Linked DNA regions of Homo sapiens: region 2 is linked to region 1. A link is an interaction called in ENCODE POLR2A ChIA-PET data of the cell type or tissue named here. Cell type or tissue: OCI-LY7. All regions are shown on one strand.

What was found. ChIA-PET counts read pairs that join two places held together with the same protein. Peaks named below come from ENCODE experiments on the same cell type or tissue, not always from the same donor. Only the 100,000 strongest peaks of a DNase experiment are listed, where the experiment ranks them.
Region 2: POLR2A ChIA-PET joins it to region 1 with 5 read pairs; 1 of 35 experiments calls an interaction of 5 or more read pairs at or near these places.

Annotation. Positions count from the first base shown.
Region 1 is chr2:68,750,490-68,752,989 of GRCh38, forward strand. All of the region lies in intron 1 of ARHGAP25 (Rho GTPase activating protein 25), which reads left to right. Among named protein-coding and RNA genes, the nearest start is that of ARHGAP25, 17 kb to the left of the region's middle. In OCI-LY7, CTCF peaks have their summits at 1,416 (motif pointing right) and 1,629; a DNase peak (open chromatin) is centred at 1,452; H3K27ac peaks cover 404 bases.
Region 2 is chr2:68,594,166-68,596,665 of GRCh38, forward strand. No RefSeq gene overlaps it. Among named protein-coding and RNA genes, the nearest start is that of PROKR1, 48 kb to the right of the region's middle. In OCI-LY7, CTCF peaks have their summits at 1,219 (motif pointing left) and 1,420; a DNase peak (open chromatin) is centred at 1,236.

The sequences.
Region 1 (2,500 bases):
TTTGTATTTTTAGTAGAGACTGGGTTTTGCTATGTCGGCCAGGCTGCTCTCAAACTCCTGACCTCAGGTGATCCTCCCGCCTCGGCCTCCCAAAGTGCTGGGATTGCAGGCACGAGCCACCGCACCGGGCCGAGCACTTTTTAATTTTTGGAAAATGTGTACCTCCACTGTGAGAGGCGTCTGTGTGTGTGTGTTGTGGTTTGAGTGCCCTGAATTAGTTAAAGGCATTCCTTCTTCTCTGAGGTTCCCTGCAGACCGGACTGTCTGTGATTCTGCAGATGTCAGGGCTGCACAGAAGAGGGTGGAGGCCGGGCCGGCCCCAGATCCTGCTCACACAGGGAATTAGTGTCAGAAGTGACGTGTTAAGGGGTTACTGAAACCAAAGGTGAAAGCTTTTTGCTTATAATGTGAGTAGTGAGGAGGAGGCACTAATAATAGTTATTAATGCCACTTGTCAACAGACCCCTGGAAAATAGGACAATACATCCTTTCTCTCCCAGCAAGTCCAGCTGACATTTATTTCACCCGCTTTAAGCACGAATTACCTGTGGAGTATCCTAGAAGGACTTGTTTTTGGAATAACATTGCAGACTCCAAAAATTGTCTACCATTTCTGACTCTTTCAATGTCTTTCACTTGTACACAGTGTCTCATTCCATCCTAAGAGGGGTTAAAGGATGCTCATCCTCACGCTGAGCCCAGGGAGGGTGCAGGACTTGCTCACTCACCCAGCCAATGGGGGGTGCTGGCCTAATCCCAGGCAGTATTCTGACTCCCAACCCAAACCTATTGTTGGTCCACTAGAGACTTTGGATAGAAACCAGAGGAGAATAGGAAGGGCCAGGAAAAACTCAGGCATGTAAAACAAGGAACCAATTTTAAGGGTGGAAAGCTAAGGTGGAGATACATAGCATGTATAAATACAACTAAAGAGCCACGGGCATTTGGCACATTTTAGAGGACAGTTAAGACTCTTACTATCCTCCAGTTAGCAGTAGATTTCCTCCTATTCGCACACCTGCCATTGCCATTTTCCCTTTCTGTTCCAAACGACTTCAGAATGGCTTACAATTACACCCAGCTAACATCTGTATCAGGTTTATATTCAGTGTCTTTCCCTTTGTGTCCATGGATTAGCTTCAGTAAGCCCAAAACCCTCTAGAAATTGTGTGAAAAATTATATGCATATAGGCAGATTCTCAAAGGGGCCTGTAATCTCACAAAGGTTAAAACCATTGCTTTATGTTTCCAAGTACAGAAAATCTCCTCATTAAGTAATCCTGTAATAATTAGTCTTCCTGGTCTGGACCAATCCAAGAGCGACAGCTAACCGGGAAAATCCTAGAATGGCCTGCTGAAGGCTGGTCCTGGCCAGCCACAGGCCTGCTTCCTGTTCATTGCGAGGTGTAAACTGACGCTGGGAGTGGCCACTAGATGGCGGCAAACTCAGCCAAGTTTGGCATGGGCTTCCGTTGGCGCTACCAACTGGCAAGCTGTGCAGGTTCCTGGCATCCATTTCATTAGCTTCAAAATAACGCGACCACGAATAGTTGATTGAATTTTAGACCCCACGTAAAATTCTTCTGGACCTCACTTATTGTGTTGGGGCAGGGATTTACTGTTCTTTCAATTCACTTGGTCTTTAAAGCATAGAGGGCAGGCAGCAAAATTACCCTCCACGTCCTGACATCTCTAAGGGAATAAAGCTTGGGACTGCTATAAATAAGGAAAACTTGTTAAAGTTCATGAAATCAGCTATGGAAATTGTGGAACATAAGTCATGGTTCCATTTGTTTTATAGAAGTGTAAAAAATGAAATCTGTTCTTCAAGATAGAAAAAAAAGAGAAATATTATGAATGCCATTTAAAGGAGACACCTGCCATTTCTGTTTCCAAGTTCCCCTGGGGCCCACAACCTTTTATTTGATAGTAGGTCTCCAGAAGAGCAGTGGCATTATTGTTATCTCATAGATAAATGTAATAGGCCTCCTTAGGGCTGTTTTCCCAACTCCACCTTTCTAAGGGCTCCTGACCCAGTCTCCAAGGATGGTCACTGGCTTGAACTTTGGCTTGAACATTCCCCCTTGGACATAGCCAACTAGAGCAGAATGAACAGCTGACTCAAGCTGTGTCTATTTCATTTCTCCTCAGTCTGAGGTTCACAGAGAATGGGCATTTGTAAGTGAGTCCTGGAAATCAGAGGGCACTAAGAGGAAGGCCTTTGAACTCTGTTGAGAACTCAAAACCTGCAAAATGTGCTTGATTTCTACTCTTCCTGAGCCATGATTTCCAACCCCCCAAATTTCCCTAGATTTTGTGAAATAATATACTATGCTTTAAAAATTACACACACATAAATATTATATACATAGTATATATACAAAGAGAGAGAGAGAGAAAGAGAGAGAGATATCAGGGATTCCCAATCTCATCACTATTTTGATCCAGATAATTCTTTATTGTTGGGGGCCATCCTATGCATTGTAGGGTAGTCCCTGGA
Region 2 (2,500 bases), 160 kb before region 1:
ATCACTCATAACCACTCATAGCCACCACCACCTTCAGACCATTATTAGTAACTTCCTTTTTGAGTATCCTATTCCTGTTTCGCAACTGGTAAATTAAAGATTCAAGAGTTTATGTGAATTCACCAAAGTTACAGAGGAAAAATTAGTTGCAGTGGTTGTTCTAGAGGCAATGGCAGATGTTTGAGGCCTCTTCCTCATTCACTCTGTATCAATCCAAGTACTCCCTTCCTTCCCATCTACCAATCTTGGTTTCTACCCACACACCCCTATAATTTTTGAAGCCACTGCTAGTTGGTAGTGGCGGATTCAGGGGATAGAACCAGTTCTTCTGTCTGGACCAGTCACTCTCATGCCTAAACTTATAAGCAAAATGAATTGCCATTGGTATCTCATGTTTCGATCTTGCTTCAGGGCACTACTTTAGAATATGGACAGTTAATGCAAATTAATACAGTTATCAGCCCTACTGAAATCCATCGAATCTTAGTAAACTAAGGTCTTGTTTGCTAGATTTGCTATTTAAAAAAGAAAAAAGATACAGTAAGGGAATAAAATAGATGCCAACTTGGCATTATTCTTTCAGTGATAAATAAAATATTCTGACAGAGGAGTTCCTGATTAAAGATGCAAGGACCCTGTCATGCTAACTGCAGCTGATTTCCTGCCTTGAAATGTCTTCCTGCTTGTGTCACTGCCAGTGACTGACAGCTGGCTTAATAATTAAATTCAAGCAATGTTTGCTTTTCTTGACCTTTACTGGGAAACAAATTTTCAAGCTCTGGACATGAGTAGAGTGTTTTAATTTGGGGAGAATAATGTGTTTGCATCATTTCCAGCAACCTGTGTCTGTGATTACCTGTGTTATTTTACATTCCACTTCACAGCGGACTTCTAGAGGGTGGCTGGTAGTTGAAGTCACTCGGTAATTAATATCCAGCTTTGGCTCCCTGCACATGTTTCACCCAAAAGAGGGCATTTTTGTTTCTGGTAGACTTAATAAGGGCTCTGGCAGCCCACTGTTCTCAAGTGTATCCAAAGCCAATTTATTTTGAACATCTAGGTTTTTCATAGTCTGTTAAGGTCTTTAGTCATTCTTGCTTATAAGAACAAATCGTTTTCTCCAGTTGTAACCTTGATTTACTTGCCTTTCTTTACTTACATGCTTTTTGTTTTGTTTTCTTTTTGTTTTTGTATATGCTCTCCATCGCCCTCTACCGGGGCAGACAGGGTGGTGTAGCAGCAAAGAGCTCCCAGACCTGGGTGAGCTTCAGATTTTTATCTGGAAAATGGGGATAACACACCCATCTTGTAGAAGTGTTGAAAGGATGAGGAGAAAATATGTATGTAATGTGTCCATCAAGTGCTTAGCACATGGTGTGGTGGCACTAGATACATGTAACTGCAGCTGTTATTTTCTTTTTCTCTTTTTTTCCAAGTTATCAGCATTTATTTATTTTTATTTATCAACTTCTATTTTCAGTTCCAGGGTACATGTGCGGGATATGCAGGTTTGTTACATAGGTAAACGTGTGCCATGGTGGTTTGCTGCACAGATCAACCCATCACCTAGGTATTAAGCCCAGCACCCATTAGCTGTTCTTCCTGATGCTCTCCCTCTTGACAGGCCTCAGCCTGTGTCGTTCCCCACCCACCCCATGTGTCCATGTGTTCTCATCATTCAGCTCCTACTTATAAGTGAGAACATGTGGTGTTTGGTTTCTGTTCCTGCATTAGTTTGCTGAGGATAACAGCTTCCAGCTCCATCCATGTCCCTGCAAAGAACATGATCTCATTCTTTTTTATGGCTGCATAGTATTCCGTGGTGTATATATACCACATTTTCTTTATCCAGTCTATTATTGATGGGCATTTGGGTTGATTCCATGTCTTTGCTACTGTGAGTAATGCAGCTGTTATTTTCTTGTGTATCCAAAGTCCTCTTTGTGACCTTTCTTTCCCTTACTTTGTGGGCTCTGCAGGTTGCCCTCTTCTTTGAAATCCCAGCACCCTTTTCTCAAATCTTTCAAAGAGAATCAATTGCTTGGGAGAAAATTTCCCTTCCTTATCAGGATCAGTTTGGCTATTGCAGAACATGCTGGGGTTCTTTCTTTGTCTGGTTGGTACCTAGCTTGGATTTTCTCCAGTCCTCCCATGTTAGTGGAGGGTGTAGCCTTCAAGAATACAGCTGCCTATGGGAGGCAGCCTCATCTTTAAATGAAATTTCTGAGTCTAAGGACAAGTAAGGATGAGCCTATGTTTAGCCTATGTTTAGGGATGTCCAGATATGTTATGTACAGTGAGGGTGACTATAATTCAACACCACATTGGAACACTTCTGAAAATGAAAGAGAACACTAAAATCTTTTAAAATGCTTTTAAAATACTTATTTATTAAACAACAAATTTTTTTTTGTTGTATTAGCAGACCTGCAAAATAGTTTTATTCAAATCATTTTTCAAAAATGAAATCCTTTTAAAAATATAAATACATCTGTGTCTA